Regions from separate parts of the Homo sapiens genome. Here regions 1 and 3 are each linked to region 2. Evidence: chromatin contacts called from ENCODE Hi-C or POLR2A ChIA-PET data. All regions are on one chromosome and are shown on one strand. The core of a region is the stretch at or near the end of the contact, and the rest is flanking DNA. Distances in the headings are between cores, read along the strand shown.

The links. Hi-C counts contacts between places; a loop is a spot of excess contacts on that map. ChIA-PET counts read pairs that join two places held with the same protein, here RNA polymerase II (POLR2A). Pooled maps may share reads with other maps.
Region 1: a pooled map shows a loop between it and region 2 (2.5-fold over the local background). The contact joins the enhancer-like site here to the promoter of PPM1E in region 2. A Hi-C loop is called at or near these places in 1 of 37 single-sample maps with no recorded cell type and 7 of 50 pooled maps. POLR2A ChIA-PET finds 5 or more read pairs at or near these places in 1 of 52 experiments (WTC11).
Region 3: a map of chondrocyte shows a loop between it and region 2 (2.9-fold over the local background). The contact joins the enhancer-like site here to the promoter of PPM1E in region 2. A Hi-C loop is called at or near these places in 1 of 168 maps with a recorded cell type or tissue (chondrocyte), 2 of 37 single-sample maps with no recorded cell type and 11 of 50 pooled maps. POLR2A ChIA-PET finds 5 or more read pairs at or near these places in 5 of 52 experiments (GM12878, H1, PC-3 and 2 more).

The regions. Positions count from the first base shown.
Region 1 is chr17:58,575,201-58,578,599 of GRCh38, forward strand. TEX14 (testis expressed 14, intercellular bridge forming factor) reads right to left here. Exons shown (of 32, transcript NM_031272.5): 21 at 2,175-2,256. All of the region lies in intron 2 of LOC107985048 (a long non-coding RNA gene), which reads left to right. Among named protein-coding and RNA genes, the nearest start is that of SEPTIN4, 33 kb to the left of the region's middle. Within about 2 kb of position 1,976, at least 3 of the 41 ENCODE cell types and tissues checked have a DNase peak (open chromatin) inside an H3K27ac peak, as active enhancers do.
Region 2 is chr17:58,754,147-58,757,815 of GRCh38, forward strand. It overlaps PPM1E (protein phosphatase, Mg2+/Mn2+ dependent 1E), which reads left to right and starts at 1,708. Exons shown (of 7, transcript NM_014906.5): 1 at 1,708-2,315. The coding sequence starts at 1,852. It overlaps LOC105371843 (a long non-coding RNA gene), which reads right to left and starts at 1,964. Exons shown (of 3, transcript XR_007065866.1): 1 at 1,885-1,964. RefSeq lists silencers at 1,527-1,716, 1,716-1,864.
Region 3 is chr17:59,003,527-59,007,115 of GRCh38, forward strand. The region is part of intron 22 of TRIM37 (tripartite motif containing 37); the gene reads right to left. Among named protein-coding and RNA genes, the nearest start is that of TRIM37, 100 kb to the right of the region's middle. Within about 2 kb of position 1,530, at least 2 of the 41 ENCODE cell types and tissues checked have a DNase peak (open chromatin) inside an H3K27ac peak, as active enhancers do.

The sequences.
Region 1 (3,399 bases), core at 726-3,225, 180 kb before region 2:
GCCTCCTGGGTTCAAGTGATTCTCCTGCCTCAGCCTCCCAAGTAGCTGGCATTACAGGCATGCGCCACCACGCCCGGCTAATTTTCTGTATTTTTAGTAGAGACGGGGTTTCTCCATGTTGGTCAGGCTGATCTCAAACTCCTGACCTCAGGTGATCTGCCTGCCTCGGCCTCCCAAAGTGCTAAGATTACAGGTGTGAGCCACTGTGCCTGTCCTTCACATTTTTAATCCTTGCAAAAATCCTCTGAGACCAGTGATATAAATGAAAGATCATGGATTTGGGGTTGAGTTGTGACTTTATTAATTCTGTTACCAAAAATGTTTGTTTCTCCTTCTAAATAATACAACAGGACTTTTTGGCCCTCTTGATTTACATAAATGACCACAGAACTTGTTTTAACCAATAAAATATGAGTGAAAGTGATGAGTCACTTCTGGGCAGAAACTTTAACAGCCAGTACACAACTCACCGTGTTCCATTTTTCCTGCCTTAGCAATCAAGGAAGCACAAAAATGGGGCCTCCCTCAGCCTAAGTCTGATAGAAGGCAATATAGCACAGAACATTCCTGGCCAACCCATGAGCCATGGACATGAAGCAGGAGCAAAGAAGAAACTTGTTGTTTTAAACCACTAAAATTTGGGAGTTGTTTACTATATATAGCATAATCTAGTCTATCCTGACTGACTAGCTGAGTGACCTTAGAAAAAAATATTTAAACTCTCTGAACTTTGCTTTCTTTACTGGCAAATGGAGGCAATGGTATGTGCCTCACAGGGTTGTTATGTGGATTAAATCAGACAATGAAACAGAGTGCCTGGCATATGCTAGATATTTAGGAAATACTAGCTACAATAATTATAATTAAGGAAACTGAGGCCCAGAGAGAATAAAATAAATTGAATGTTATTGTGCCAGATACGTTATAACAATTATGAATTTTTTAAACTTTTCTTTTGAGATAATTGTAGATTCACATGCAATTGTAAGAAATACACTTTACTGGCTGAATGCGGTGGCTCACGCCTGTAATCCCAGCACTTTGGGAGGCCGAGGCAGGTGGATCACCTGAGGTCAAGAGTTCGAGATCAACCTGGCCAACATGGTGAAACCCCATCTCTACTAAAAATACAAAATTAGCCAGGTGTGGTGGCACATGCCTATAATTCCGCTACTTGGGAGGCTGGGGCAGGAGAATCACTTGAACCCGGGAGGTGGAGGTTGCAGTGAGCTGAGATCACGCCACTGCAGTGAGCTGAGATCACGCCACTGCAGTGAGCTGAGATCACACAACAAGAGTGAAATTCTATCTCAAGAAAAAGAAAATACACTTTACCCACTTTATCCCAGTGGTAACATCTTGCAAATCTATAGGACAGTATCACAACCAGGATATTGACATTGATACAGTCAAGATACAGAACATTTCTACTACCACAAAGATATTTCTGGTTTACAGCTATGCCTGCTTCCCTCCTTTCCCCACCCCTTCCTTAACCCCTGGCAACCACTCATCTGTTCTTTATTTTTATAATTTTGTCATTTCAAGAATGTTATATTAATGGAATCACACAGTAAATAACTTTTTGGGATTGCTTTTCCTACTCAGCATAATTCTCTGGAAATTTAGCCAAGTTGTTGCATGTATCAATAGTTTATTTCTTTTTACTGCTGAGTAGCAAGCACTCAATGGTATGGATGTACCAAAGTCTGTTTAATCATTTACTTGGTGAAGGACATCCGGGTTTCCAGTTTGGAGGTATTATGGATAAATTTGTTATAAACGTTCCTGTATGTATTTCTGTGTAAATGTAAATTTTCATCTCTCTGGGATAAATGCCCAGGAGTTATATTATTACTTTAAGTTCCTATTGTCAACATTCTCAGTAAGGATTCTTATCCCTGCTTCACAGATGGGAAAATAGAATAGAGGGGTTGAGAACCTTGACAAGGTCACATGAACAGAAAGTCAGAGTCAGATCTAAGTAAAGGTGATGACTCAATCCCTCAAATTCTACTGCACAAGTCCTAACACAGCTAAGCTGCCCAAAGCTAACTTTTATAAGATAGTAGCTAATACATCTGAAGACAAGCAATATATAAACACGGAGCATTATCACCATTTAACATTGCATCTATGAGTTTGAAACTGCATAAGATAATAATAGCCCATACCTTCGTACAGGTTGAAATTGAGACCTGGGCAAAATCTCAGCATTCTTTCCAAGAATTTTTCTCATTTGGAACTTTTCCTCACCTGAAAGAATAAAGTTAAAAATATATATATATATTTTTTTTTACTGAATCTTTGTCAACCCAAATTATTGTCACCATTCCCTAGAATGTCCCTTGGTCTGGTCCAGAATTAGAAATAATCTGGATAAACAAAGTGCTGCCCTAATTGGGTTTGGATTGAGTGCTGTAGAAGAGGTTTTTGCTCTGAAAGTTTATTTTCCTTGCTCAGAGCACAGAACTATATTCTGACACTCAGAATACAATCAAGCTATTTACTGGCCTTTCAGTTATAACCACAGTTATTTCTGAAGACAAATGTTGTTTTGTCTTTTTAAGAAGGCAAACTGACCCGGTTCCTGTCAACAGACGCCAGGGGGCGTTGAAAACAAGAACTGTTTGTTAACTAAACAGCCCCGAACTCTAACTATGCCACTTGGCCATCAAACACTAGGTGTGGGCGTGGGCGTGGGCGTGGGGTCTTGAGTACTGAGGAGCTAATTCAACTGTCTTCTGTTCTTCTTGGCATCAAGTTATCTGAAGTTACTCCTCCCCAGTTCTCAGTAAGATGCTTTGCTCCAGGCAGGCAGGGCCAGTATCCATTTTCCTTCCCACCACTGTACTGTCCTAGTTAATAAAGAAGGGGGCAGATGGAGCATCCAGCCCTGTTTCCAAATGCCTATGACTCCCCCACCCCCATCCCATTCCTTAGGTCCAGGTGGTCTGGTAGACACTAAGAAGGCCCATCAGAACAATGCCACCTTTCACAGCTACCAAGGAGCTCTGAAACCCCACCAGTGGAGAGACATTGGGGGTTCCTCTTCCTCTGACCCTTTTAAAATGATAAATATCCAGAAAGCATAAACTAATTCCTAAGAAGCAACATTTAGAGCTTAGAGACTTTAGAGTCCGACCCTCTCCTTTACTTTATACCAGGGGAAAGTAGGGCCCTGGGGTGAAGTGACTTGCTGAAGGTTATGCAGAAAAAGTCAGTGGCAGAATGGGTCTTGGAACCTAGCATGCTGCATCCTGTACCCCTGTTGTGTCCTCTCATGTGGAAGGGGATATATATCAGAACAGTAGAAGGAAAAGGGGGCAGAGAGGGGCAGAAAGAAGTGAATGGAGTAGAAATCAGAGACTTTTTCACATACTTCATGTGTCTGTATTA
Region 2 (3,669 bases), core at 458-2,957:
GGATGGGGAAGAAGAGCAAACAAAATGTAGAAAAAATACATATTATTGGCCGGGCACGGTGGCTCACGCCTGTAATCCCAGCACTTTGGGAGGCCAAGGTAGGCGGATCATCTGACATCAGGAGTTCGAGACCAACCTGACCAACATGGTGAAACCCTGTCTCTACTAAAAAGACAAAAAAATTAGCCGGGCGTGGTGGCACATGCCTGTAATCCCAGCTACTCAGGAGGGTGAGACAGGAGAATCGCTTGAACCCAGGAGGCAGAGGTTGCAGTGAGCCGAGATCCTGCCATTGCACTACAGCCTGGGCAACAAGAGCAAAACTCCGTCTCAAAAAAAAAAGAAAGAGAAAAGAAAAAATACATATTATATAATGAAGTATAATATGCATTATGCAGAGACTAAAGAGGGGAGTCTTGGTTGCCTGAAAACTAATGGGTAAAATCCATTGAAGTGGGTGAATCCAGTGAAAAGACCTGGATTGAGTCCTTGTTGCATCCCTTGCATGTGACCTTGAGCAAAGTCACCATGTCTTTAAGGCTGTTTTCTCACCTATAAAATGGAATAATTGGCCGGCGTGGTGGGTCACACCTGTAATCCCAGCACTTTGGGAGGCTGAGGCAGGCAGATCACCTGAGGTCAGGAGTTTGAGACCAGCCTGGCCAATATGGTGAAACCCCGTCTCTACTAAAAATACAAAAGTTAGCCGGGGGTGGTGGCAGGCCCCTGTAATCCCAGCTACTTGGGAGGCTGACGCAGGAGAATCACTTGAACCCGAGAGGCGGAGGTTGCAGTGAGCTGAGATCGCGCCACTGCACTCCAGCCTGGGTGACAAGAGCGAGATTGTCTCAAAAAAAAAAAAATCATAACGGTAACGTCCTATACCTCAAGGGACTGTGGTAAGAATTAAAAGGGTGAAATCAATGTGTAAACTATGAAGCCCAATAGAAATAAGGTGTTATACAGACAATTGCACTATTGAATCTCCGGAGACAGAGTTGAGTTAAGGAAAAATGCACTTTCGGAAAGCTTTGGCGACTGAACGACCTGAGTTCTCCAACGCCAAGGCTGGAAGTTTGGAGACCTTGAAACAAGTAAATTACCATTAATATCATAATTTTCAGTTTCCTTTTAAGAAATGAGAGTAACACCACTTTCTTCACAGAATCAAGTGAGAGAGAACCTATGCAAAGGAACTTATCACTTGGTAGGTATTTGAAGCTCCCTCTGCCTGAAAACTACTTATTCAAAGACTGCAACAAAAGGTGTTCACAGTGTGGTATCTTTCAAAACATACGCTAAGGCAAGGAACAGATAAGGAAATGGAAGTACATCCAATTGGGATCCAAGCAACCCAAGTGGGAACCAACAGCTAGACTTGGAGATGTCTTAGCTCACTCTTAACCACGTGAGGGTAGGGTATCCAACCAATAAAGACATTCAGAGTTGGAGAGCGGGCGAGTGGAGTGTCCTTTAGACTCCGCGGACTCGACGGGAGGGACCCTGCAATGCTTAATTAGAACCGGTTGCCATGGCGACAGTCTCTAGGCAGCGTGGGCTGAGCTCTCCGTAGGAATAAAGGGTGGGCCGCCGCTGGACCCTGCGCGCGCCCGCCACCAACTTTCCCTCCAGATCCGAGAGGGGCGGCGCGCTCCGCCCCCGGGCCGCGCACGTCGGTGCTCGGCGGCGCGCACGCCTGCGGGAGCCCTCTCCAGGCAACCTAGTGCTGATCGCTCGTGCCGGTGCGGCCGTTAACCGCCCTTGCCGGAGCCCTAGGCTCAAAAGCAGCCCCTTACCCTTCCTGGGCTTCCCCCAACCCCTTTCCCGGTCTGCCCTGGGGCATGAGCAGCGATGGCCGGCTGCATCCCTGAGGAGAAAACTTACCGGCGCTTCCTGGAGCTATTCCTGGGCGAGTTTCGCGGACCGTGCGGCGGCGGCGAGCCGGAGCCGGAACCCGAACCCGAACCCGAACCCGAACCCGAGTCCGAGCCCGAGCCCGAACCTGAACTGGTAGAAGCTGAGGCGGCCGAGGCTTCGGTAGAGGAACCCGGGGAGGAGGCGGCCACGGTAGCCGCGACGGAGGAGGGGGACCAGGAGCAAGACCCGGAGCCCGAGGAGGAGGCGGCGGTTGAGGGTGAGGAGGAGGAGGAGGGCGCGGCGACGGCGGCGGCAGCCCCGGGGCACTCGGCCGTGCCGCCGCCGCCGCCCCAGCTGCCGCCTTTGCCCCCGCTCCCGCGACCGCTGTCAGAGCGCATCACCCGCGAGGAGGTGGAGGGCGAAAGCCTGGACCTGTGCCTGCAGCAGCTCTACAAATAGTTAAGTAGCTGGGCTTGGCTGGTGGTGGGCCCGCGGTCCCCACCGCGCCGGCCTCGGACGCGGCTCCCTCGGCCCCTCAAACTGCTCTCTTTTCTGCTCCTCTCCCCCGCACCCGCGCCTGCCGCCGCTGAAAGCGCCCCCGCTGCTCGGACCCGGGCGGTCGGCTGAGAGCTGCCCACGCCCGCCTCGGCCCCCACGCCCGCCTCGGCCCCCACGCCTCCTACCCGGCCTTGAAGCCGCTCTCCTGAGCCCCGGCGCCCTCCCGCCGGGCCCGGGCCCCTCATCCCCTTTCACCTCGGCCCCCAGCTTCTAGCTCCACTTCACGCAACCTTTCCCTTTCCTGCCTGGAAAGGTCCTTCCTCCCAGGCTTGAGCTCCCTCTTCTTCCCAGATCCCTTCTTTCTCCGGGAGGTTTCCTCCCACCCCAGTCTGTCTTTTCCCGGGCTGAGTGCCTTGTTGTTTGGCGGCAGAGACGCGACTCCTTTCTAGACTGAGCTGCGAGGTGCCTCCTGCGTAACTGCAACAATGATGGTTATACCGGCCCCGTATCCAGATGAGAGAATGGAGTAGATTTTCCGTCAGGTGCTCAGTGTTGAAAGTGAAGGGCTTTTTAGATGTTTTCACACAGGGAAGCCTAGTCTCTTAGTTTAGACATTTGACATTCCATAATTGAGGGAAGTGGGAAGGAATTGAGAGGGAAGGGTAAGCAAAATTTTGCAAGCAAGCCTTCGGGTGAAAGAGCCATAATTCATTAAAGTGGAAAAGTCAGGCTGTTTTGATTAAATTGCAATTAGGTGCAGTATTTTCAGTCCATTAAGTAGATGGGATGGGGTGGGGAGAAAGCAGATGGCTTAGCTACACAGATGAAAGTCTAAAATAGAAAGGTCAAGGCTTTGCCTTTCATCCCAGTTCTGGTTTTTATAGGCCTGAAATAGAAACGGTTTACAATTGCGTTTCTCAATGGAATTGTTCCGAAATAATGACAGAGGAGAATACTAGTAAGTCTCTGAAAACATTGGTAAACCTGGGAAGTCTTTTGCCATTCAGCTGATAGTTGTAATGAAAGGTGTTACTCTGGCCACCCAAAAAGTTTACTACTGCAAGATTCGCTGTAATTAAGTTCAAACTCACTTTTGGGATTTTCTCAAAAGCCTAAAGAAAAGAAGGGCCTGGAAAGTAAACCTGTTTTGTCTTCATCCAAGCTAATAGACACCTGATCAGATCATTCTCCTGTTAAAGCAGCAGTTTATCAATAGGGGAAAATCATTTAACAAATCTTCCATAGAAGTGGACTGTGTTGGTATTTCATAATATAAGCTATCTAAAATTTAATTTTAAAATACTGTTCAATTAC
Region 3 (3,589 bases), core at 280-2,779, 250 kb after region 2:
TATTTAAGGATATTCATAGTTATTTACTTTGAAAAGTAAATAGAAACAGGCATACTGATGAAGACTGAATTTGAATGACAGCAAAACTGGCAGATTAAAACAAGACCCAGAGTCTTATTAAAAAAAAAAAAAAAAACCTAATGAAAATGTTCAGGATACAACCCCAAATTATTCAGCATATGAAAAACCAGGAAAGACAACCAACAAACATCAATGATGAGATGACACAGATGTCTGGAATTATTTAAGGGCTTTAAAGCTAGATAAAATGCTCATCAGCCAGGCCTGGTGGCACATGCCTGTAGTCCCAGCTACTTGAAAGGCTGAGGCAGGAGGATCGCTTGAGCCCAGGAGTTTGGGACTAGCCTGGGCAACTTAGCAAAGCCCCATCTCTATAAAAAAAAAAAAAAAAAAAAAAAATTTAAAAATTAGCCAGGCACACATTGGTGTGCACCTGTAATTGTCCTAGCTACTAGGGAGGCTGAGGAGGGAGGCCCACTTGAGCCCAGGAGTTCAAGCCTGCAGTGAGCTATGATTGTACCACTGTACTCCAGCCTAGGTAACAGAACACAAGACCCTGAGGGACAGAGGAAGGAAGGAAGAATTAAGAATGAAGGGGATAAAGGGACTGGTCTAAATTGTGTCAAATAGAATGCCATAGAGATAGCAAAAATAACAAAGGAGAGACAATAGATAAAAGGAAAAAAGTTGAAAATTTTGTAGAATTATAAAAAACATTCTGAATTAAATACAAATAAAACATATCAAAATTTGTGGGATGTGACTATAGCAGTGCTTAAAAGGAAAGGTATGACATTATTTATATTAGAAGAGAAAATATCTCAAATCAATAATCTAAACTACTACTTTAAGAAACTAGAAAAAGGAAATTAAACTCAAAGCAAGTAAAAGGAAGGAAATAATAAAAAACATAATAAAATCAGCAGAAAAACAAAAAAACCACAATGAAACAAAATGGTGTTTCTTTGAAAAGATCGATAAAGTTAAAAAAGCCTCTAGGTAGATTCACTAACAAAAAGAGAGCAAACAAAATTTCCAATATCAGGAATGAAAGAGGACATCAACTACAGGTTCTATAAACAGTAAAATATAATAAAATGCTATCAGTAACTGTATGCTCATGAAACCAAAAACAGATGAAATGAGCAAATTCTTTCCTAGGTACAAACTACCAAAGGTTACTCAAGGAAAAATCGATGGGTATTTTAACTCTTAAAGAAATAAAATCTGCTCTAGTTTAAAAAGCTTCCAACAAAGGCAACTGTGGCCCCACATGGCTTCAGTGGTACACTCTTCCTTTTCTCTTTTTAAGAAGAGTTTGGTTAGCATTATTTCAGCCTTAAATATTTAGAAATCGTCTCCATCTTCAGCAAAACAAAAAAACAAAAAAACAAACTTTCCTGTTCTAAAAGAGTGAAGAGTTTACAACAATTTTATGAAGTAGGGGAAAAAGAAAAAGAGCAGAGACGGTTAAAGAGGCCAAAACTAGCTAGTTCTGTGAAGCACCACCTCCACCTTGTGGCCCTTCATGGAACTGTTGCTGAAAACACTAAAACACACTGAGTTGAACTTCAAGGCACAAATTTGACCTCTTATTAGTAGTGTTTCTGAATTCCCGACAAATACCAACCTTCAGGATTCAAAAACAATGAATTGGAATTCTCTGGAATTCCCCAAATCTACATTATTCTTTTAAAAAAGTTATTAAATACATTTTTCAAACTCTATTCATTACATGTGTATCTTTTTTTTTTGAGACGGCGTCTCACTCTGTCACCCAGGTTGGCGTGCCACTGCGTGATCTCAGCCTACTGCAACCTCCACCTCCCAGGTTCAAGCAATTCTCCTGTCTCAGCCTCCCAAGTAGCTGGGATTACAGGCATGTGCCACCACACCCAGCTAATTTTTTTGTATTTTTAGTAGAGATGTGTTTCACCATACTGGCCAAGCTGGTCTCGAACTCCTGACCTTGTGATCTACCCGCTTCGGCCTCCCAAAGTGCTGGGATTATAGGTGTGAGCCACCGCATCCAGCCTACATGTGTATCTTTAAAACAAATCATTTAATTAGTATTTGTAAGAGCTGAGGCCTATAGTGAATATTCAAATGCTAGACTGCATGTGGGTATTACTGGGTAGTATGTGAATAATGTCACGTTTAGAACTCAGCAAGGTTTACAGTACTATGCAGAATCACATGTTAATAAAAATGCCAATATAAGGATTTTGCTTCAAAATCTTTCTTGGAACACCAATCAATTTTTATTAAGTATACCATGTGTAAACTCATTATTATTTACTTAGCAGCAGACAGGGCCATGAACACACATAAAACGGCGATATTTATAATGAGGACTGATTTGTAATCACTTCTTTCCAAGGAGCTCCTGTTGACCTTAACCTTTGATTCCAGGTATCAGTATTTCCAGTTTTTACTTTCAACTTGCCCTAAGTAGATTCCTTCAAATCAGTAATGTTTCTGTGTTGTTAAAATTAATTCTAATAAGACAATTAGAATAATGTTTTCCATTTATTAAACTTCTTGACTAATTTTTTTCAGAATTCAAAAAAAACACACATTTCCCAAGAAATGCTAGGAAGAAATTCCTGCATGAAAACGCCTGGTCTTTTATCAAGCACTAAGATCTGGAAGTTTCCTACCTTTGTGAATGTAAAGAAAAAGACAAATGGCTGGACGTCAATGATAGCAATTACAAGATACTATTAATTGTAAGGAGCTTCAGAGATTGTTAACGCAAAAGAAATCTGCATCTTATTACTCTGTCAATCATCTACCATATTTTTTGAGCACCTACTATGTATGTGCTCAGTAAAGCTAACTTGAGTTATAACTCCCTTAAATCAAGTTGCTCGAATTTCAGATGCTATGGAAAATACATTAACCACCTGGTACAGATGACACTTTATATTCTAGTCACCAACAATTTATCTGCCTTTCTCCTTTCGAAGAGGACCCTGATATTGTTCAGGTATTTTCCCTTACCACATATCCATGTGGAACGAGTTGGTGAGGGAGACCAACTAACTGGACTTGGCTGGCTGGGTGCGCGGTGGCTCATGCCTATAATCCCAGCACTTTGGGTGGCCAAGGCAGGCAGATTGCCCGAGGTCAGGAGTTCGAGACCAGCCTGGCTAACATGGCAAAACCCCGTCTCTACTAAAAATACAAAAATTAGCCGGGCATGGCAGCAGATGCCTGTAATCCCAGCTACTTGGGAGGCTGAGGCAGGAGAATCGCTTGAACCTGGGAGGTGGAGGTAACAGTGAGTCAAGATTGCACCACTGCACTCCAGCCTGGGCGACAGAGCAACACTCTGTCTCCAAAAAATAAATAAATAAATAAATAAATAACTGGACTTGGCCACTTTCCTTGACAGTGGCTGACGAGATAGAAGAGGAAGTTGTTGAGGTGCTTAGAGAAAGGTTGTTGCTGGAGATATATAGAATAAATCAATCCTCTTCCACTCCCAGAATGCTGTTCTGACTCTGATGTCTAGAACTGCAGCAAACATCTTACCGCCCTGAGAAGAGCTAAGCCTCTCACTCAG